Linked DNA regions of Mus musculus: all the other regions are linked to region 1. Evidence: chromatin loops called from intact Hi-C (ENCODE). Cell type or tissue: gastrocnemius. All regions are shown on one strand.

Region 1 (8,000 bases):
GCCCACAGCTTTGCACAACTTGCCCTTAGCAAAAATACCAAAGATCGAAGGAAGGGCAGAATCTCCTGCAGGGCATATTCCTCAAGGCTTAAAGGCCCCACCCTCTAAATATTCCATACCTCCTAGGAGCATCAGCCATAGTGATTATCTAAACCATGGCAATCATCTTTAACAAAACTCTGACACTGCACCAGAGAATACTCCACTCTGAGGCCATTCCCCAGGTCCTATCCTTGCTCTCCTATGATTTTCTTGGCAGACAAAATCCAAACTCTTTATCTTCCAGCCCCTGTCAACGTGGCCCTGCACTCTCTCTGCCTGGGTTACAGTGCTACCAACTTCTAGACTACCTCTGTTCTTGCCTTGAATCTTCCGTCTCTGGAGAACTGTCAATTTAACATCGACTTGGATAGCTCTGGGGAAACCAAAAAGGAGGCAGACACAGTACCACAAATAAGCAGTTTTCTCCTCATTTCAGGGGCCACTTCATCACAACCCCTCCATGACCCCGTCTCATATCCAGAATGTGAACTGTCCGTATCGTGACTTTTGGGATGCTGAAGAAGTTTGATCTTTGATCTCGGTTTTTTTTTTTTTTTTTTTTTTTTCTTTTTCACCTGGCCATGTATGTGAGTCTCAATTCCCTAAGGAGATTGTCCGAGTGCGAAGGCAGCTGTGTTGGAAAGGCTTTCTTCTGCTTCCCACAATACATCTGACCTTGTGACAGGCACATAATGGCTGCTTGAGGGTTCCTCATCAAGCTAAATTAAATTGGTTAAAGCAGGTTCTCTGACACAAACAATTCTATGTAACCATTTTTCCCCCTGATCCCTGAATACAGAGCAGTTATTCTGCCAGAGAAAGCCTTAACTTGGAGCTAATTTCACTGGATTTGGGAGGGCCAGAGCCAATCAAGTTGACCCATTTACATTTCTTATTCCACCTCTGCAGGAGGAGCCTGCCTCCTTCCCTTAAGCTTCCTCCACCCCCAGACATCTCAGAACCTAATCACCACCTTCCGAATCCTGCCTGTCAACTTCCACCCCCTCAACCAAACGCACACACCACCTCAAACACGGAACCACAGTCAAATTTTTAAAGTTCAAGAACTGAAAAAGAGGAGCAATTGACTCATTTTCCCTTGATTCAAAGTGCTGAGGATTTTCTAGAACAATTCTGACATCCTTTGTGTGAGTCTTCTCCTGTAGCACAGCAAGCCAAGGGGATCTCGACACGCCGTCCAAGTAAACTGGGTGGGGCTTGGGGGCGGGGATAAACGTACTTCTCACTGCTCTGAGCCCAGGGTCACCTTTCCCCACAGGACTCCGCTATCCTTGCTGCCGGCCGCCTTCCGCTGTACAGTCGGCTTCAGAATCAACTCCAGCCATGATCAATCTTCTGTCACCAGCATAGCTCTGCCTTGGCCAGTGCAAAAGGTGGAGCAATGAATAGTTTTTCTTTTCCTTTCTTTTTTTTCCTCCGTAAATTCCACATTGAGAGAACCTCATGATAATCTCTAATTCGCCCAAGATGGAAAGATATCCCCAATGGAAGGGCAGACAGGCCTTTGGGGCTTTTGACTTTTTATCCCGCAGAGAAAGCTACTCTTTCAACTTTGATGTGGAGACTTTAGCGACTCATCCCCATTTTTTTTCATCGTTTTTCAGAAGACAGCAATGAGAAGACCATGCCCAGCCCTCTGAAAAGCCACCCCCAGCTCCGGCATTTCAGGGTTGTCTCTGGGTTGCTGGAGGACTTTGGAGGACTTTGGGATCCCACTGGCCCTTTTTTTTTTTTTTTTTTTTTTTTTTTTTTTGCAAAAGAGGAAATTCTCTGTAAACCATAATTGCTTTCTAAGGAGAGTGACTCTTAAGAAACTTGAGACCCAGGAAGACTCTGGATATGCAAATGGACCTAGCTAATTGAGGCACAAGGAAGGGTTGAAGGGCTTTAGATAAGTAATAACAAAAAGAGATCCACAGGGGCACCCAACAGAAGAAGAATAGAAGACAAAGAAAAGCCACAGCTAACCAGAAGGGCTTCAGCTTCGTGTATGGGGGAGGGGCAGAATGGCTATGTGAAGGTGTGGACCGTCAAAATAAAAGCCCTGGTATCTGCCTTTCAAATCTGCCATGAAATCTTTTCTACAGACTTCCAGGAATAAGTGGGTCTTATGGGCTTGTGTTGGTGGAACTCGGGGAAGAGGCTGGGTTGTAGGTATGAGTTTAACAGCAGCAAGAGTGCAGCCACAGAGGAAGAAAGTAAGAGTCAGAAGCCAGGATGATTCCCAGAGAACTGTCAAAAGAACTTGGAGAACTGCTGATGTCCTTACCAGCCTGATGGTTCAAGTTCATCTCTCCGGTTGTCAACAGGAAAAAAGACTTTTGTGTGTATGCATGTGTGTATGCATGTATGTACACATATGTGCATGCACACACAGACATGTGCACAAACACACACACACAGAGTTGGCCAAATCCAGGACCAGACACGGGGTATGTCTGGTAGCAACTGACGGGTGCCTCTGGAATGTGAGAGCTCCTCTCTGTAAATGCTGAGTAAATGGAATTTTGGCTTCTGACTGCCAGCGGATTGTCACCATCGATGTAAGAGACAGTTGCTGGATACATCGGGGTGCAGCTGAGAATTTCAAACGCCCCCCCCCCCCCACCCACAGTAAAGAAAGTTGACCAGGAGCATTTCAGCTGATGAGGCACGGGTTTCCCTTGATGGGCCAATGCTTTTAAATAGAATATTTGGAAGTGTCCAAAAACTGAAGGTCCTCAAAGATGGCAGCTGGGTTTCTTTATAGTTACAGCCTCTGTTAACACTATTAAAGAGTGTGTGGACGAGCCCTGGGAAAACTAGTGCAGGAAAGAGAGTGGGAAAGATGAAGGAAAGTCCCTAATTCCTGGGAACCAAGATATAATCCCAGAGAAGAAGGGATGCACCTGATCTGGGTTTCTTGTCACTAGAACAAAACACTGTGATCAAACACAACTCAGGGAAGAAAGCGTTGAATTGGCTCACACTTCCAGGACACAGTCAGTCACTGAGGGATGGATGTCAAGGCAGGAGTGTTCCAGACTGACTTATTCTCTGGCTCCAGCTTAACCTGTTTCCTTATACAACCCCAAATCAACTGCCTAGGTATGGGACTGTTCATGGTAGCCCTATATCAGTTAGCAGTCCAGATGGCACTTATCAGACATGTCCACAAACCTGCCTGATAAAGACAATTACTCAACTCAACTGTCCCTACACCCCAGGTGACCATAGACAATGTCATGTTAACATGCTAACTAGGATACCAACTACGCAGGCACGCCCCTCCTTGGCAAAAGAGACATTCCACGCAACCTCTTGGTTGCCTTGGTGTCAAAAGACCCCAAAGTTTTCCCCTTTCCATGTTCTCTGTCTTTGTTATTTGTTTCTTCCTGTGCATTTTGTAAATGCCCAATAAAAGCCAGACACTCGACTGCATGGACTGCATGTCAGGGGTCAGAGATGAAACAGACAGGACAGCCTGACTGTCCTGGACTTCATACGAACAGCTTCTGAGCAAGGTGCAAGAACGAGGTTGTGTCAGATCCTGCCAAGAGGGTGATGCCTGAAGTAAAAGATCCAGGATGAGAAGGGGTTGGGATAGGGACTGCTTAGTAGCCTGTGGCTGATGAAGGAAGCAGAATGGGAGCAGTGGGTCAAAGCCAACCTAGAGAAACTGCTGGAGAAGACACCTGGAACGGAATGGCCAGTGGATGAAGCTGGGGATGCAGGCCAGCAGGAGGGCCATCAGCTCCCATGGGCCCTGAAAGCCACAACGGGCAGTCATCAGATGCATCAGGAGCCTCCCTCCATGAGCAGAAGGAAGCCATTCCTTCAAGAAGGCAGAAGAAGCAATGCATACTGAAAAAGTCCACCAGAGGGCTCTGTAGGGAGAGTCCCACCCTCTCCTCTCTCCTCCCACAGCTGACACTTCTCCTGTTGGAACATAGAAGCATTGTTTCCCTCTGAACAAAAGCGTCTTTAGCAAACAACCACTGTACTTTAATGAAAGGAAAAGAACCAATAGCCACCAGTACAATAGAGGAGCCCAGATGAAAGACGAAGCTGCCATCCTGATGGTTTAGCAGAGAGTGTATCACCCCTAAGCTCCCCAGATCCCCCATCTGCAAAGCCTATGCTCAGCCCAACTGACATGGTCACCCTCCTTTCCAAGGAGGCAATCTGAGGTAGTTGCCCAGACTACAGGCCAAATGCCAGCTCTTCAAGGGGGCACACTAGCCCAGAAAGCAATGGCTTTAGGTGATTAAAAAAACAAACAAACAAAAACCTTATAGGATGCTGTGGTGTGAACGTAGGAGTGGGAGAGTGGGAGGTGAAGTGAAAGAGCAACAGGGTTTTCTATTTTTGGCCAAGACTGTCTTGTAGGAATTACACTTATTATATTTAAGCATCATTAAATAGAGACAAGAATCGTTCCTGCCTAGCACACCCTAGAAATGTGTGATCACAAAGGAGGAGATTGGCTGAGGTCAGAAGGAAAGGGTTGGAGAACTACTCAGTGTATCAGCTACGTTTTCGAGAGACCTACAGAGCCTGCGAGGACACTCCCAGGAATGAGAGGCAGGAAGGGTTATCCTCTATCTTCAAAGTATTTGAAGCTCTCGTTGGCCTGGGATGCTCTAGCCTGCTAGAGTTCTTTTCCATCTGCTGGAATTAGCCGGTTCTCCTAGGTACTCAAATCATAAACAGAGATTACGAACTAAAAGGGGAACTTGGTGAACTCCAGCCCAAGTGTCATCAACATCCTATGTCCTCCACCTGCTGCTTCCTCCCAGCCACGGAGCCTGACACCTGCCCAGCCCTCAGCAAATGCTTATATGAAGTTTGACAAGGAAACAGGAAGCGCAGCACAGGAAGCCATGGAGCTCAGAGAACAGTGTGTGCAGGGAGAGAGCCAGAGGGAAAGGCAGTGAATGAGAGCTCTCTGAGCTGCATCTGCGCACACAGACACCCCCCCTCCCCCACCCCCATACACTCAACCGCCATTAAGGACACTCTGTTAAACGGATTGGTTCTTTCCTCTCGAATGAGGTAGGAGTCAGAATCTTAGTCCCTTTTGCCTCAAATCCCTCCCCTTTTCCTAGATGGTGCCTGCAACCTCTGAGGACCTCAAATTACAAATTTCAAAACACAGGTTCCAAAGTTCCAAGCACACCTGTTCACAGGAAGCCAGCGATGGGTGGAGCCTTGGCAGGTTCTAACACCTGAGCTTGAGGAGGTCTCTGTCTGTGGAAAGGTTAGGAAGAACCCTTGACTCTGAGAGCAACTGGGCAAAAGCTTGAGTGGACCCTGTCCTGTGAGGCAGAAGGATGCACTTCGGGAGACTGTGTTCTGGCTCACCTTTGTATCAGCTTCGCTCACCAGAACTAAAGCTTGGACCTCCCTTAGAGCTGCTCTCCACAGCTGGAGCACGCTATGAGCAGGTCGTGAAGCACGGAATCAGAACAGCTGTTCTTATGCTTTTTTTTAGCATCTTGTGTTAACCATGCTGTGACTAGAGTTTAAAGACTCGCGGCAGGGCAGGGATAGGCAAGGGTGAATAGTGAAGAAATATGGGGATACGTATTATCATGGTAAGAAGCATGGCAGCACAAAGGTAGACGTGCTGCTGGAGAAGTAGCTGAGAATTCTACATCTGAATTGGCAGGCAGCAGAAAGAGAATGAGTCACAATACACTGAGCCTGGTTTCAGCATCCAAAACCTCAAAGCCTGCCCCTAATGACACACTTCCTTCAACATGGCCACACCTCCTAATAGTATCATTCCCTATGGGGCTATGGGGGCCATTTTAATTTAAAACATCACACTTACCTCTGTTACTATCTCAGGATAATTGATAGTAATCATGATAATAATGATTGCCACCCTAGTAGGTATGAAATGGTACCTCATTGTGCCTTTGACTTACATTTCTCAGATAGCTCAATGTTGAGTCTTGACCATTTGTGTATATAAGAGGGGATTAATCCATAGTCTCCTGATGCTGCACAGGCAGTCTTGAAATCACACTCCTCCTGCCTCAGCCCCCTCTGAGTGCTGGGATTATAGGTATGTGACACCACACTCAGCTTCATTTGTACATTTTTCAGGAGAAATATTTACTATAATGGTTCGGCCGGTTTTAATTGGTTATTGTCCTTCAATGTTGTATTAAAGGTTCTTGACTTATTCTGAGTACTAGACTTCTCTCAGATAATTAGATTGGCAGATATTATCTCCCATGCTATGAGTCTGCACTTTCTTGACAGTCCCTGAAATACAAAATTTAAGTTTTGATGAAATCTAGTTTATTTTAGTTTTTATTTTTTTGATTTTTCAAGACAGGGTTTCTCTGTATAGCCCTGGCTGTCCTGGAACTCACTTTGTAGACCAGGCTGGCCACGAACTCAGAAATCTGCCTGCCTCTGCCTCCCAAGTGCTGGGATTAAAGGCGTGGGCCACCACGCCCGGTTTATAATTGTTTTTACTTTAAGTACTGTATCTAATATTACCCATTTTAAGGCATGTTAGTACAAAGATTTACAGGTATTTTTAAGAAGTAGGTTTTTATTTTTTTATTAGAGATTTTTTTAAGAGTCATTTGTTTGTTTGTTTTATGTATACAAATACTCTGTAGCTGTCTTTAAACACATCATAAGAGGGCATCAGTTCCCATTACAGATGGCTGTGAGCCACCATGTGGTTGTTGAGAATTGAACTCAGAACCTCTGGAAGAGCAGTCAGTGCTCTTAACTGCTGAGTCATCTCTCTAGCCCTAAAAGATTTACATTTTTGATGTTGTTTTCTTCCTCAAGAGTTCATAATTTTAGCTCTTGTGTCCAGGTCTTTGACCAAATTGAAGTTAATTATTTTTCTGTGAAGTGAAATATCACTATCAACAGTCTAGCCATGGCAAAAATAATCAATAGTCTGAGGTATTGTAGCAATCAGGAACATGGTGATTCAACTGTCCAAGAGTGTCACCACTTCTATACAGGTGATTCTATTTAGGGTATATAATAGGAGGTTGTCAACTTCTTAACATACATAGAAATCTGCTTACGGTGGCTTAACTTCACAGATACCCCACAACACAGAGCCAGAGCTCCAAGCAATTCCCCTCAATGCTGATGGCTCACACTGTAGTTTATTTGTATGTGTGTAGCCTACCCCTCTCCCTTGAGTACCACATCTCCACATGGCCCTGGGATATGGGTACCCAGTTCCAGCATCTCCCAATCAAGGTCACCTAGTCTTTCCCCTCCTCCAGTCAGCTCAGACTCCAACTTCCCCTTCTCTGCTGCAGCGCAATTCTTCCCCTCACCCAGGCACAATGTCCTCAGCACTTCTTCTTCCCCTCTCCACTCCTCCCCCAACATCTAATCAGTTTTACATAACTGTTCCTTTGCCCTGGCCACCTGTCAGTGACCTGCTTGGCCCAAGCTCCCCCTCCATTCTGAGACCTTTCCATTCTTCATCTTCTAACTTACCAGAGCACAAGACCTACCAGCTGCAAGAGCAGTCTCTAAAATTCACTCTCTGCCTCAGGAAAGCTCAATGTCTCACAAATTTGATGATTCCTCGAATTTGTTATAATAGGAAAATAATTTCAAGGTCGGGAATCCAAGGCTAACCTGCTCTAACTCCAACCAGCCCTTGGATCTCTTCTTTCTGCTCTCTCTAAAGTCTGTTCTCTGCACTTCTGGGCTTCCAGTCTTCACAGATTTTTCTGTTATCATTTAAGAAAGATGGTGCTGCTGAGCCTCCAAAACCCGCCCCACGGATGGTCAACTAGTGAAGCTCCCAACAGCCTCCCACGTGATTTTATGTGACATTTACTTCATTATTCATAGTGCATAGTACAGTGTCTTGAGCAAGCACACCCTTAGTAGATGTGTATCACAGTTGGCACTGAGCCCACCAACAACAGTGTGGCTGAATCACTTAGGGAACT
Region 2 (8,000 bases), 270 kb before region 1:
ATGAGATTTGAACATAAATCACTAGATATGCATCATTCAGTTATCCTTAAAACTTCAAGAACACTGTGCTAAAGCCATCCCTATGTAGTCATCCTCTCTGTGTTTAGGGATCCCAGGGAAGAAACATTTTCAATTTTCCAGGTGCCAGGAAGTTTTTTTATCTAAGCCTAACTATATTTCTTCCTCAGTGATGTTAGCTCTGATTCTACCCAGCTGACTGAAACAGCTCCTTATCTTCATCTGGATAATATTTCTCTGCCTATTTGAAGATTGTTATTACAGTGTCCCTCTGCTCTAGCAGTCAGTTGGCCACGTGATTTTAGTTTTCCTAGCGTTGCCTAATTTGTAACTCAGAATGTTCATATGCCTTTCAGATGTTCCCCAAGTAGATGGCATGAGCAATAAATTACCAAATAATAAACAGAGTAGAATTTGGCCAGGGCTGCACCCAGTGTCTGGGTCACCTCAGGTTTCCCTTGCTGCAGTGATCTGAACACCTGGTTACTATGTTTGTTTGTGTTGGCCATAGTTTACTACTTGTGTGTGTGCGCGCAATGGTATACTCTTTAGACCGTCCCCATAATGCTTGAGCCATGTTTTCCCATCTTTAAATTTAAATTTCTTAATTTTTATTAATTAACTTTAATCAAACTAAATTTGACTGTAAGGATACACATAGTAGAAGGGGAACACCAACTCTGATCTCCACATGTGTGCTGTGGCACATGCGCGTGCACACACACACACACCATATACAATAGTAGCAATAATGATGATGATGATGATGATGGTGGTGGTGGTGGTGGTGATTATGATGTAGTACAGTTTCCCTAGGCTTATAGTTAGCATCTTAATGGTATATTTGTATACCAGTTCACTTTGGGTTTATATTAACTTTAATATTATACAAACTCTTTCCTCCTGTTTATTCTCTGCCCCTTCCCTGGTGCTTTTATGGTCATACAAACCACACATTTAATATGTTATATACATACCAATGTAAATTTATATTTATTGCTTTATGAACCTGTCTTTTAAATATGATAATTACAAATATACCTATACTTTCTTTTTAGGATTTATTTTATTTTTATGTTGAAGGCTACACTAGGGAGCTGCTGCAAGAATTATTTTACTTTTAATTATGTGTATGTCGGGGGGGTTATTAGGTACCTGGGGGCAGGTGTCATAGAGGCCTGATCACTCTCGAGCTGACATGATAGAATTATAGGCCATTGTGAGCCACCTGGTAGACGCGCTGGTAATCAACCTCGGGACTTCAAGAACAGCACACACTCTTAACTTGTGAGCCGTCTTTTCAGTTCCCTAGTTATGCCTTCTTTTTTATTTACCTACAGTTTATATTTGCTAGTGGGTAGTGGTAAAAATAACTGTGTTTGTTGTTGTTGTTGTTGTTGTTGTTGTTGTTGTTCCTTTTAGCCTCAACTTACTGTCCCTCATCCTTTCATATGTACCTAAAGAATTCTTTTAGTATTGTTTGCAAGGCTGGCCTACTGCCAATGAACTGCCTCTTAGTTCTATTAATCTAAATGTGTCTTGGTCTCGTCCTCACCTTGAAAGATAGTTTTACTGGACATAGCTTTCTTAGTTGGTATGTTTTTATTATTTTTATTTCACCGTTTTAAGTATTTTAACTATTCTGTTCCCACAGCTTCTGAGGGGAAGCCGGTGAGGAACTTTGAGCATAAGCCACTTTTCCTTTGGTCCACCAAGATTCTCTTTATCTTTAGCTCTTGGTAGATAGAGTACAGTGTGTCTACACGTGAACCTCTGCATATTGATTTCACAAACTGCCAGTTTTCACTACATTTAGAAAGTTTCTGCTATTACTTCATCCATTCTCCCTGCTCCCCTAGCTCTCCTATCCTTCCGCGACTTCCTTTCAGACAGACTAGACTGTATTCCCTGACTCTTGAGACGCTGTTCAGCCCCCTTTGTTGGCTCTTTCTTATCCTCAGCATCCGTGATGCTAACTGGCCTTCCCTGGAGTTGACCGCTTGCTCTGTCTGTAGAACTACCCGGATCTGCTACCGAGGCCTTTAGTGAACTTTTCATGCCTCTTACTTCGCATCTCAGCTCTAGACTTTATATTTGACCTTTAAATAATTTCTCTATGCTTATCTCTACTTATGGAGAAACTGCTCTCATATTTTCTTCACGTGTGGTTACATTTAGCTCTTTGAACATAAGAACAGAGATTTAAGTCTCTATCTAGTCCCTACCTACATCCTGACTCCTTTAGGGTAGTTGTATTGACTGCTTTCATATTGATGGTGCAGTGTTTTAATTTTCTGAGAATAGTCACTAATTTTGTTGAACAGTACAATTAAAATAATATCACATGGAGGGAGACTCTTGACATTTGAGCATCTCACTGCAGCACGGCTAATGTTTCTGTTGGTGACGATTACTTCATTCTAGCTGTCACTATCACAGGTAGCCACCATGGTCTCTGATACTTAACTTAGCATTCAGCTAGTGATTGGACCAGGAGCTCACTAATGACACAGTACTTTCCAAGGAGTTCTATGTGCATTTGGAGAACACCCTGAACACTCCATGTCAGAAGGAAAATTTGCTTTAGCCTTCCTTTTCTGCTTTCATAGGGCCATAAGATAAGGCAAAACAAAGTTTTGGATTCTCTCTGAGGACTCACACAACAGTAGGTGTGTGCTCACCTCCGTATTTAACAGGTGCCCATGCCATCTTGCCCCACGTTTTCCTGTAACCTTTGCAAAGCCCTGATGTGCATCAGTCAGCACTGCCCACCTCAGGTAGCTGTGATGTTAATCTCTGTGCATCCTTTCTACAGTTGATTGGAATTCATCTCCATGGGGAACAGTGACAGTCAGTGAGTTCTGAGTCAACGCATACAGGCAGTGCTGTGCGTGGTATGTTCTCAGGGAGCCATCAAGCAGGTCAGAAGATGACAGTTCTATGGGAATGGAGCTTAAGAGTCCTCGCTTTGTTCTACTATTCATGACTGTAGGAAGGCAGTTTTCAGGGTTATTATAAAGCTGGAGATGGAGTGCTGATAATAAAACAGTAGAAATCCACCACCACTCCCAGGTTTATTCATACTCACAAATACTCATCTGTGTTCTGTGATCAATACTCTCCTAACTGCTGCAAGCCTCCAGTTCCCTGTAAGGGTTCTGAGAAGTCCCTTCTGGCCATTTTGTTTGTTGTGGGTTGGGTTTGGGTTTGTTTTCAGTAGTTGATTGCTCCATGCAAGAAAAGTGTCTAGCATTTGTCTCTGCTGGTTTCCTTCATTGTTGTGTATTATAGCAAGCATTTTGACAACAATCTTTACTGTACTAAAATGAAATTCATTGATAATATTACCAAGGCAAACAGACATTCTCAGAAGGATTGCTGTAATTTGTCTAATTGTAAAGAAAGAAAGAGGTCAGCCCCGTTTGTGGGCTTGCTTTGAATTTCGACATTCCAAATGACATGGCTACAGTTGTGTCTTCCAGAGCCCTCCAGACCCATCTGTGGGCAGAGATCCTGACGCTAGCATTCTCAGAATGCTAGTGCTACTACAGAAACAATGTGCATTCTGCCCTCACTTTATGTCAGATTCGCATTCCTTAAAAAAAATAACTGGAAAGTAATTGGATTTGTGTTTGTCTGTTTTGCCTTGATGTAAAACTGAATTTGGTCCTGGTCACAAGGCATTGCAGACAGGTTTTTTGACTGTGTAAATAATTGTTGGAGCAGCAGCACAGTGCGGAACTTCCCTTTGGATAGCTCCCTCCTGAGACCAGCCCCTCACACCTGGCCCTTAGAATCTTTCCAAACTCCCGCTAGGGGGCAGTACTACTCTTTGAGAGATTTAGATCGGCCTGCTGTACAGGAGCCCTGGGTCCTTTTGTTTTTTGTTTGTTTTGTTTTCTCTTTTTCTTGTCTTTTAATTTGGGGTGCACCAAACCCAAAGATTCAATTGTAATGCAATCAGCTGGTTGAATGCATCTGTACTATATCCATAGCTTATTTCTACTGTCTGACTTTTAGGAAATTTTAAAACAATCACTAAATAATTTGAGGACATGTTGATAGATATTTAAATACTCATTTGTCTTCTTTTCAATTTTTTTTTTACTGCATTGAAATAAACAAATATGGAAACTAATCTACTCCGATAAATGTTACTTCCCTCTGTCTTAAGACCATGGTTGCTTAAAGAACAGCCCTGACATCTTCCAGGGGTTGGATCGCCCAAAAGTCTGATTTCTTTTTAAGCAGGATCTCGTTTGGTGTGTAATCCAGATTGCCTAAAAGAAAAAAAAAAAAAACAAGAAAGAAAAGAAAGAAAGGAAAGAAGAAAGAAGGAAAGGAAAGGAAAGGAAAGGAAAGGAAAGGAAAGGAAAGGAAGAATGACATGGCTCTACAAAGAAGTACTGAAGTCGTGACCTGGTGCACAGAACCAGTTTTGAAAGCCTTGCCATTCTGTCAGCTGCATCAGCTCTAGTGGGGATATAATGACACAAGTCCTGCTTATTCTTGGTGAGCCACAGCCAACTCTTGCTCCTCTGTTCTGATCATGTTTGTAAATATAGCTATGAGTGTTGTAGTTACCATCATCTTTAATCTGACCTTTGATATAATACCTAGTCAGTCAGCATTGCAAAGTAATATAAATCCCATGGCTCCTGTGTTTCATTCTAAATACATAAAAGGATAAACAGATAAGGGAAGATGGAAGGAGGGAAAGAGGGCGCGAGGGACAGAGCTAGGGAAGAAAGGAAAGAAGGAAGAAAAATTTTAATTCCACCAGAGGGCATCGTGACAATTTTCACTTGCAAAAGAAAATGTAATGGGGCAGCTAAAAAATTTCCAAAATTGGAATGTTGAAATAAATGGGCATAATTAAAGCAACAATACTTTGACCAAGGCGTTGGCTCAATTATGACTTTAAAATCCCAATAGGTTGATGCATTTTGCTAAGGATATGTTTATCCCTCAGAGACACAATTTGGGCAAATAAAAAAAAAGTTGACAACTTATATGACCAGTGGGTGGTACCTATGCATTGTTACCATGCCCCAGGCCTAGGTCTAAACAAGATTTTCCTCCCCCCACTTTCAGAAATTATGTTAGGAATTTCACAGAACTTTCTAAATGATGGTAGCTTATTAGCAATCATGACTTTGAAAAGAATTACAGAACAACAGACTGTCCTACAGGAGCCCTGTCCCTAGTTGTTGGTAGAGAGGTGTCATGGAACACCAAACATGCTAAAGCTCTGGTTGCTCATTCATTCATTCATTCATTCATTCAACACAGCTATCAAGCACCCACTAAGCACTATGCACTACTTTCCTGGGTGGTGTGTGAAATCCTAGGTTTTAACTTCATAGAGCTTCATAGTAAAGAGACATATAAAAGGAGGGCTAAGCAGTCAAATAAAAACAATCTTTTCAGTTGAGAAATCACAGGAAGTCAATAAAAAGAATTCATATAAGAAAATAACAGGGAACTTAGATCAGCTTGTAGGAAAAGCCACGTGAGCCTGAAGTCTGATGACATGAAGACAAGAACAGCACTGGAGAGAGAGGTTCTGCTCTAGAGCCACAAAGGAGGCCACCATGTGTCGAGCAATATGCCCTGGGCATAGGCACTTACAGTGAACTCAGGCTGGGCCCTGCTAGAACCCTTGAATGTCATTTTTAGTGTAATGTTTAAGCATTTGACATATTCCAGAGAATTGACTGGGCGGGAAGAAGATGAAGTTAGGGAAGCGAGGGTATAAACACAAAACCACAGCTGGAGCAATGAACTGAAACCCCAGTCGAACAGTACAGTGGCTCCGAGGAGAGTATGGCGGCCAGCGATATGGCATAAGCACCTGGCTTCAGGGTTTTAGAAGTGACAGCTACAGGCCTTACAGAGGCATCGCATATGGGAAGAAAGTTGAAACAAAAATGATCTGCGCATTTATAGCTGAACAACTGGGGGACAGATGATTATGCTGTTGTTGGCACTGTGAGCCATCCCGGGTAAATAAATGATTGCACTGAGCACTCAAGATGCAAGCCTCCTTTCTACCACACTAGCCGTTCTTCCTAATGTGCATGGAGATATTTCTTGAGCGATGATTTCAACCTCTGTGTAGCAAAGGGCAGTGAGCCCTACGCCCTTTCTGCATCTCCCACTAAACTGTAGCTGATGTGGCTGCTGGTGGTCTTTTCTGTGATCAGAGGATTAGCTCAATTCCTCAGGATAACTCCAAATTATTCTCTCCAGAGACTCTGTGGTGTCAACAGCCCTGGATTAGAGACCGGTGACCTCAGCTTTTTTCTTACTCGCTGTGTAACCTGGGGAATGTCATTTCACTTCTGCAATCCTTGAAGGTCCTTCTGAAGACAGTGTCAGTAATTTCAGGGAGCCTAGTTTGTAAAAACTGTAAGCAGCTACATAAATAGTGATTCTTGTTCTCATTGTCGTCTCAGCTGCCACCTTTGTTACAAATAACCTGTCATTCATTTTGCCCTGTTCGCTTCCCTTTGCTTCTTGCCTGCTTCTTCTACCTCCTGTCCTTTCTGCCAGATAAATTTGCTTCCCTGCAAAAGGCTGATTATTTGGAGACATCATCACTAGCCAATCAGAGCTCAGCATTCCGGCTGGCTGGTAAGCCAATCAGATGCAAGCTCCAGGTCTTCTTTCAGTGTTGCTAGGGTTTCAGGTCTACTTCTAAAAACTGGCTTGCTTGCTGCTGGTTCATTCTGTCCTTCTCTCCCTCCATCCCCCCCCCCCCCCCCATCCCCTTGCTCTCCAAACCCTTCCCTTTCCCTCCTCCCCTCTTTTGGGTTTGGAGCAATTCCAAATGCTTAAGCCTTCCGGAAGTTTGGGTTATTATGAATAAGCAAGGTTTAACTGTGTATTTTTTCCCTTGAGAAACAGGACAGCTATTCCACATTCGATTTTGAAAGCATGTGTTTTAGCAGCTTAATGTCCCTTGGCTCCATAAAACAGAATTTCGTTGTGTTTAAGAGAATTTTTTTGGTGCAGAGTGACTTTTATTCAGATGACTAGAAGATAAACTGGCATAGAACTTGGCAGTGACGTGTCCTGTCACTTGAACCTCATTGGGCTAACACAGCGAATTCTAAGTATGTCAAAACTCATCCAGTTTAACTGATGATGGAAGATAATATCTGATAGCACCTCAGATATTAGTTCTATCTTGAACTTTCAGTGCTGGGATTAGTGGTGAAAATCACTGGTCAGTAGTGATGGGGACTCTCACTTTATTGCTAATGGGTATCCCTTCCATCACATCTGGCTCATCTGTGGACCCATGGGTCTTCTTTAAATGCTCTCTAGTAGGGCGTGTGAAGATGCCCTAAACACAAACTGGCTCTGTGCTCTGAAAGCTTAGGGGCGATGCCGGATTGAGAAGGAAAACAACAGCAACACAAGTTCTGTCTTTCTCATAACCTTTGCTACTGACTTAAAAACTGGAACAGCATAAGGATTCGCAGTGTAAAATGACCCAAGACAGGTGGCGCAAAGCCAGAAGTCTGTCAGAAGCAGCTTAGGAAAGCTTAATGATTCACAAAGGAGTCGCTGCCTTCAGGCTCTGACCTTTAGAACTAACCAGCTTTAAGCTTTTGGTTCTGGCCCTTCAAGTCACTTGTATCAAAGAAAAAGGTACTCCCTTAAAGACATTACCATCCATCCATTCAAAAAGAAAAAAAATAGAAGAGAAAAGGTGTCAGCACCAGCGACTCTGTTCTCAGATAACATGGTCTTAGTCCTAAAGACAGTATTAATTGCATTAATTGCTTAAATACATTTTTTTTTTTTGGTTAGCTTTTAGGGAAGGCCTTGGTGTTACTGCATATCCTGCAGGTGAAATGTATGAAATTTGGTTAACATGGTAACGGCTCTAAAAATACCTAGGCTACAGTTTAACCACAGAGTTTCCTCCTTAACGTAAAAGAGCCGCTGTCATGAGGTGTACGAAAGTGCAA
Region 3 (8,000 bases), 240 kb after region 1:
ATAGTCCAAGTAGTAAGAGAAACTTTCTATGAGCCAAACAGGCTAAAACAATTCCTATCCAGAGACCAGCCCTAAATAAAACCTCAAAAGCAAAATTCCAGACTGAAGAGAGTAATAAGCATAACTGAGGGATGGTAGAAAAGAAAAAAAAAAGTTATAATTATGGGAACACAAAGAAACTCTTAGAACATGGATGGCAACAACAATAACCACCACAATGACTGCAATCGGCATACACTTCTCAATAATAACTTTAAATATTAATGTTTTAATTATTCAATCAAAAGACATAGGCCTGCTGAATGGGTCAAGATACCAAGTCCATCTATCTGCTGTCTATAAGAAACTCAGCTTTAGGGGCTGGAGAGATGGCAATTAAGAACACTGATCGCTCTTCTGAAGGTCCTGGGTTCAAATCCCAGCAACCACATGGTGGCTCACAACCATCCGTAACGAGATCTGACACCCTCTTCTGGAGTGTCTGAAGACAGCTGCAGTGTACTTACATATAATAAATAAATAAATCTTAAAAAGAAAAAAAGAAACTCAGCTTTAAAGATAGGTGCCACTTTAAAATTAAGGATGGGAAAAAGTCCTCCAACCCAACGGGACCAGGAAACGATCAGGAATTGCTCTCCTAGTATATAATAAAACAAACATTATTTGTTTTATTAGCAACAAATTGTAGAGAGGGTATGAGGAAAAGGGAACCCCATTTAGTATTAGTGATATGACAAACTGGTATGGCCACTCTGAAAATAAATGTGGCTAGAAGTAAATCTACCATCTGACCCATCTACACCACTTCTTGGCATTGGCCCAGAGGACCTGGCATCCTATCCCACAGAAACTTGCTCAGCTGTGTTCATCACAATAGCTAGGAAATGGAAACAACCTAAATGCCCTTCAACTGACGAATGGGCAATGGAAAGGTGGTCCATATACACAATGGAGTACTATTTAGCTGTAGGTAAAATGAAATCTGGAGGTAAATGGACGGAACTTGAAAAGATCCTATTGAGTAAAGTAATCCGGACTCAGACAGATGTCTGATGTTTCTCTCATCTGTGGCTCCTAACTCCAAAACTTCAGATGTGACTACATAACTTGAAGTAACTGCAGAAGCCATTGAAATGAAAAAGGACCAGGGTGGGCTTTGTTAATAGGGAGGAAGGAGGGGGATCCATACAGAAAGAGAGGGAAGGAGGAAGATAAAAGAATAATAAAGATTTCGGAAAAAGCCATAAAAAAATCATACTATTTTTAACCTAAAATTACACTTAATACACATAAGTCTATATACAGATATAAATATGTAGATTAGATATAAATATAGATATAGGTATAGGTATAGCTTAAATAAAACTTTCCCAACTGAGCTGACAATGCTCCAGTAAAACCCACAAAATATCCATCAAAACCCTCAATACCAGGCATAAGAAACCCTAGACTTGGGGTTGGAGAGATGGCTCAGAGCCTTTGGAAGAGCACTGACTGCTCTTCCAAAGGTCCTGAGTTCAAATCCCAGCAACCACATGGTGGCTCACAACCATCCGTAATGAGATCTGATGCCCTTTTCTGGAGTGTCTGAGGACAGCTACAGTGTAATTACTTACTTAAATAAATAAAATAAAAAAAAAAAAAAAGGAAGCCCTAGACTCCCAAAACATTACATGGCGTTTTTGTTATCTTAGGTTGCCTCCTAGAGGTTGAAAATTAAGTCCTATTGCTGAAGACACCAAGAGTCCAAGACACTGAGGATCCAAGCTGGAACTGAGGACTGGCTTTCCTGACACCAGAAGACAGGCCTTATGCAAGCTTCCAAGGGACAAGTCAGGCAGTGGAGGCACGGGTTTAATCCCAACACTTGAGAGACAGAGGTAGGCAGATCTCTGTGAGTTGGGAGCCAGCCTGGTCTATAGAGTGACTTCTAGGACAGCCAGGCCTACACAGAGAAACCTTGTCTTGAAAAACTTTAGGGCGGGGGAGGGTATAGGGGACTTTCGGGATAGCATTTGAAATGTAAATGAAGAAAATATCTAGTAAAAAATTGAACAAAAAAAGAAAATAAAAAATTTCCAAGGGGAAAGAAGCAATAGTCCTATCAAGCTGTGATGTCTATGAACTACAAAACAACCAGCAAGGCACAGTAACTCTTTTTAAAAATTTTTTTATTAGATATTTTCTTTATTTACATTTCAAATGCTATCCAGAAAGTCCCTTATACCACCCCCCCCCCACCCTGCTCCCCTACCCATTTACTCCCACTTCTTGGCCCCGGCATTCCCCTGTACTGGGGCATATAAAGTTTGCAAGACCAAGGGGCCTCTATTCCCTATGATGGCTGACTAGGCCATCTTCTGCTACATATGCAGGTAGACACACGAGGTCTGGGGGTACTGATTAGTTCATATTGTTGTTCCTCCTATAGGGTTGCAGACCCTTTCAACTCCTTGGGTACTTTCTCTGGCTCCTCCATTGGGGGCCCTGTGTTCCATCCTATAGATGACTGTAAGCATCCAGTTCTGTATTTGCCAGGCACTGGCATAGCCTCACAAGAGACAGCTATATCAGGGTCCTTTCAGCAAAATCTTGCTGGCATATGCAATAGTGTCTGTGATTGGTGGCTGATTATGGGATGAACCCCTGGGTAGGGCAGTCTCTGGATGGTCCATCCTTTTGTCTTAGCTCCAAACTTTGTCTCTGTAACTCCTTCCATGGATATTTTATTCCCTATTCTAGGGAGGAATGAAGTATCCAAGCGTTGGTCTTCCTTCTTGATTTTCTTGTGTTTTACAAATTGTATCTTGGGTATTCTAGGTTTCTGGGCTAATATCTACTTATCAGTGAGTGCATATCAAGTGTCTTCTTTTGTGATTAGGTTACCTCCATAAGGATGATATCCTCCAGATATATCCATTTGTCTAAGAATTTCATAAATTCATTGTTTTTAATAGCTGAATAGTACTTCACTGTGTAAATGTACCACATTTTCTGTATCCATTCCTCTGTTGAGGGACAAAGCTGGAAGGCACAGTACTTCTTAGTATGGTAGTGGCATCCATACCTTGGTGGCATCCAATCAAGTCTAATTGGACTTAAGGACCCTCTATTGATTTTTTTTTTAACTTCTGGGAAGGGACCTGTGGTTTGCAGAAAGCCAGCAATTTGATATTAAAAAAAAATATTACTCTCTTATACATTACATCCCTCCACTCTTCCCAATCCCTCTCTCCTCCAGAACTATTCCTCCTCCTCTTCATCGTCCTCGTCATCCTTGTCTTCCTCCCCCTCCTTGCCCTCTTTGTCCTCCTCCTCCTCCATTTCCCTTTAGAAAATAACAGGCTGTCAGGCAGTGGTGCGCATGCCTTTAACCCCAGCACTTGGGAGGCAGAGGCAGGTGGATTTCTGAGTTCGAGGCCAGCCTGGTCTACAGAGTGAGTTCCAGGACAGCCAGGGCTACACAGAGAAACCCTGTCTCAAAAAACAAACACACACAAAAAAACCAAAACAACAACAACAACAAAATAAAATAAAATAAAATAACAGGCTTACCAGGAGTATCAGCCAAACATGGCTTAACACATTACAATAAGGCTAGGCACATCATTCCAAGGTTGGATGAGGCAACCCAGTAGGAGGCAAAGGGTCCCAGGAGAAGATGAGTCAGACACCTCTCACCACCACTGTCAGGACTACCACAAGAATGCCAAGTTACATAGCTATAACATATATGCATAGGACCTAGCTCAGACCCATACAGCATCCATGTTTGTCACTTCAGTCTCTCTTAGTCCCTATGAGCCCTGCCTAGTTGATTCTGTGGGCCATGCTCTCATGGTATCCTCAACCCCTCTGTTTCCTATGATCCTTGCCCCATCCCTTCTGGGATTTCCCTGAGCTCTGCTTAATATTTGCTGTGGGTCTCTGCATCTGCTCCCATCAGTTGCTGGATGAAGCCTCTCTGATGGTAATTGAGTTAGTTAGTAATCTATGAACATGCAGAATATCATTAGGAACTATCTCAGAGATGTGTTTTTGGTCGTCGTCTCCTCCTCCTCCTTCTCTTCCTCTTCTTTTTTTGCCAGTCTGGCTTTGGTTCTATCCTAGGTCTCTGGGCTGTCCAGCCTCTGGTTCCTGGCCATCTGCGGGCAGTTGTTAGGCTTGAGCTCCATCTTGTGGTGACATGGGTGGCAAGTTGGCCACTCCCACATGTTCTACACCACCATTCTCCTAGAATGTGTTTCAGGGCAGGACAAATTGTAAGTTGAAGGTTTTGTGACTGTGTTGGTGTCCCAGTACCACTACCAGGTTACAGAAGATGGCTGGTTTAGGCTCTGGGTCCCCCATTACCAGGAGTCTTCACTAGGATCACCCTCGTAGATTCCAGGGAGTTTCCACTGCAGTAGGTTTCTGTATCACACTGCTAGTTGCCCCCAAATTCCAGTTATCTCTCCCAGTACCGCCTCCCACCCCCCCCCCCCCCCCCCCGTCTGATCCTTCCTGTTCTCATCCTCTCCTTCCCCCAGTCTGTTCACAGAATCTATTTTACCTTTCCAGGTAGATGCATGGGACCCAACCCCCTGATCTCTGCTTATCACCTTGCCTCTCTGGGCCTGTGGATTATAGCATGGTTATCTTTTACAAACAGGTAATTCCTGCTTATAAGTGAGTACATACCATGTTTGTCTTCCTGGGTCTGGGTTAGCTCACTCAGGATAATTTTTTTTTTCCTAGTTCCATCCATATGCCTGCAAATTCCATGGTGTCATTTTTCAAACAGCTCAGTAATACTTCATTGTGTAAATGTACCACATTTTCTTTTTTTAAGATTTTATTTATTTTATGTATGTGAGTACACAGTCACTGTCCTCAGACACTATAGAAGATGGCATCGGATCCCATTACAGCATTACAGATGGTTGTGAGCCACCATGTGGGTACTGGGAATTGAACTCAGGACCTCTGTTAGAGCAGTCAGTGCTCCTAAAGGCTGAGCCATCTCTCCAGCCTGTACCACATTTTCTTTATCCATTCTAATGTTGAGAGACATCTAGTTTGTTTCCAGTTTCTGGCTCTGATGAGCAAAGTTGCTATGGACACAGTTGGTCAATTGTCCTTGTGGTAGGATGGAGTGTCCTTTGGGCAGTAATTTGATTTTTTTTTTTTTTTTTCGAGACAGGGTTTCTCTGTGTAGCTCTGGCTGTCCTGGAACTCACTCTGTAGACCAGGCTGGCCTGGAACTCACTCTGTAGACCAGGCTGGCCTCAAACTCAGAAATCCGCCTGCCTCTGCTTCCCAAGTGTTAGAATTAAAGGCATGCGCCACCACCACCTGGCAGTAATGTGATCTTTTAAGGCCCAGATGCAAGAAATTTCCTAAATTAAAACATTGGGTACAGCAGAGATAGGCAATCCACTGGAAAGGAAAGAAGCAGCCACATTTATCTTGATCATTTGTACTATCTTATAAACCTCCCATGTCCCCAAGCTTAGACCAGAAGTGTTATCACCTATCTTTACTTAATAAACCCACTTTGTCTTAACTCTTTGTGTGTGTTGTTGTTGTTGTTGTTGATCATGATGATGCATAGCCAAGGATCTGACTTTACCTGAGGGGAGGACCCAGTGACAGTGATGGTGGTACTGTCAACGAACAGAACTGACAAGGTCTAGAAGCTACTAGGAATACTTGTGAGGGATTCTCTTGACTAGGCTAACTGATAGGCTCATTCTAAACTTGGGCAGCCCAGATATTGGCCTACACATAAGGGAATCCCAGGGATTTGTATTCAGTTTGCTTGCTTTGTCACGTGCTGGTGAGTTACCTAGTGTTTCTGCCATTGTTGATGTTGCTGCCTCTGGCCTCATCCACTGAGATCAGAATCCAGGTTCTTCCACAGACTAAAGACTAGTCGTGGCTCTCCAGGAATCCTTAAAGCCTTGTGGTCTTGTTGGACTGCTGAGGCATGTTACCTCCAGCACTGCGAAGCTACCAGGACAGCCATTGTTGGACCATTCAAGACTGTGCTGGGTAAACCAGTCTAAAATTAAAACAAAAAAACCAAACTCTTTTTAATATTGATTCATTCCATCTATTGTGTTCTTCTATCGAACTCCAGTAAAGTCCTTTAACAAGGAACTTTCCAGGCTCTGGCAGCACTTCTGGGCTGTGTCTCTCCACAGCTATTAACAACATCATTTACTAATATAACTGTCAGCAGAGGGAGGAAGCAGTGTGTTACTTATGTGGTCCAGGGTATAAAGCAATCCTCCTTGCATAGCCACCCCAAATGCTAGGAAAACAGGCATGTGACACCAATCCCAGCTTGGCTGTAGAATTCTTTAGCCTTAAAAGATAATCCTGAAAACAGAGCGAAACAAACTGCCTCCTCCAGGAATATAAAAAGGTCTTAAGAAGTCTGTCTTATTCCTTCATAGTCCCACTGCCTTTATTTGAAGTGATGATGCTCCTTTTGTTTATGGGCAGTGTGTCTACTTATTCTTGTTCCTTAGTAGTGTATATACATTCAGAAGGGGCTGGCTTTCAGATACGGTTCCTTGGAATCTTGGTGTCACGTCCCTCACTTCGCAAGAGGAAGGGGTTAAAAAAAAAAGTCATCAATATGCAAAACCTGTCACCAGATGCCCTATTCTGACCCAACTGCCAGACCTCCCTGGTCTGCCTGGCTGCTCAAGCGTTCAGTGGATTCTCAGGCGCCGCCTCCAGGTGTCATCAGTACAGAGATGGGGGAGGAGGGTGAGCTCACCCTAGAAACCGAAAGGCAGATGGTGAGGCCATGCGCGTCTGAGCAGCATCATGAGGACTTGCTGCGGGGATGGGGGGTGGTGGTGGTGGTGGAAGTTTATCAAACCAGGGAAGCATTTCTTTGCCTTCTGTAAAAGGCTCCTCTGTCAGGGTTGCGTACAGCTCCAGAGTAGCAAGGGATTTCATGTGTCAAGCGTCTTTCCCAATTCAGTTTCTGAGTCTCTCAAGTTGAACTCAGAGCCCTTTGGGGAGCACCCTGTTCATCCTATCTACCTTTCTGAATGTTATCGGCCCAGCGGGTACTAAGGTGTAGGTTGGGGAAAGTAGCTCGCCCCGCACTGCGTCGCCATGCCTTGGCTGGCACGCCACCGGCTCGGCAGGGATCGCGCATGCTCCGTGCGGTGGGGGGCGGGGCTCCAGCCCCCGGAAGCGTTCTCTCCCCGGCCGCGTTTCTTTCCTGTGCGAGGCCGGGCTACGGCTCTCCCATCGTCTCTGGTCCTGCCTCTGGGTGAGTAGCGGGTTCCCGCGGGGCCGGGCCAGGTGCGTCCCCCATCCCTCCCGGTCCCCCAGGGCCTGGCGCTCACCTGGGGAGACCAGCCCGGTAGTCACCTGCCTCCGCGTCGGTCACACTTGAGCGCCGCCCCGGATCCAGCGGATTAACCTCCAAGGGCGTCCGGGGCCTCGCCTTGGCGCCCGGCCGGGCGCGAGCCCTCAGGTCTCAGCGCTGGCGGGAGACTCCGGCTGCCCGCAAGGACATCTCTTGTAGGCGGCCTGGTCATTGGAGGATCGGGGGCGCTCAGGGCGACCTCAGGGCTAGGCTTGTAAGAAGGCGGCTGGAAGGAGCCGGTCCGCTCGTGCCGGCCCCTCTCCTCCTCCCTCTTTGTGCAAAGGCGGAGGTGTTTCTTCAGTGCTGGCCATGCTTTCCCAGAACATGCTGATGTTAATAATGACCTGCCCTCTCCGCGAAGCCTGGCAGGAATTCATTGTCACAGTCTGCGACTGTAGGGCCTTGATAGGCACAGAATTGCTGGGACTTTGAGTTGAGAGACCATTTGGAGCACACTGCAGTGACTTAGGGAATACTGCAGTAAAAACGTTAGTAGTTGCTCAGAGATAGGGTATCCACACTGAAACCAGAGCTAAACAGGAAAAGATTTAAAATGATATGCGTTTAAAGATAATTCTGAATTAACACCGGTCTAGTGGTGTTTCTTAGTGATATACAGCAATGT

The links. Peaks named below come from ENCODE experiments on the same cell type or tissue, not always from the same donor. Only the 100,000 strongest peaks of a DNase experiment are listed, where the experiment ranks them.
Region 2: a loop joins it to region 1, with 2.8 times the contacts of the local background. A loop is called at or near these places in 16 of 42 quality-filtered maps.
Region 3: it touches region 1 in a loop (2.9-fold over the local background); 13 of 42 quality-filtered maps call a loop at or near these places.

Annotation. Positions count from the first base shown.
Region 1 is chr19:32,950,361-32,958,360 of GRCm38, reverse strand. No RefSeq gene overlaps it. Among named protein-coding and RNA genes, the nearest start is that of Gm36914, 5.7 kb to the left of the region's middle. In gastrocnemius, a CTCF peak has its summit at 3,920 (motif pointing right); DNase peaks (open chromatin) are centred at 1,299 and 3,860; H3K4me3 peaks cover 786 bases; H3K27ac peaks cover 1,477 bases.
Region 2 is chr19:33,223,026-33,231,025 of GRCm38, reverse strand. It overlaps the pseudogene Rnls. Among named protein-coding and RNA genes, the nearest start is that of Mir3970, 70 kb to the right of the region's middle. In gastrocnemius, CTCF peaks have their summits at 3,828 (motif pointing right) and 4,777 (motif pointing right); DNase peaks (open chromatin) are centred at 3,826, 6,649 and 7,516; H3K4me3 peaks cover 801 bases; H3K27ac peaks cover 1,751 bases.
Region 3 is chr19:32,711,542-32,719,541 of GRCm38, reverse strand. Atad1 (ATPase family, AAA domain containing 1) reads left to right here and starts at 7,244. Exons shown (of 10, transcript NM_026487.3): 1 at 7,244-7,276. In gastrocnemius, CTCF peaks have their summits at 1,712, 4,180 (motif pointing left) and 6,713 (motif pointing right); DNase peaks (open chromatin) are centred at 829, 4,168, 6,740 and 7,186; H3K4me3 peaks cover 1,695 bases; H3K27ac peaks cover 1,683 bases.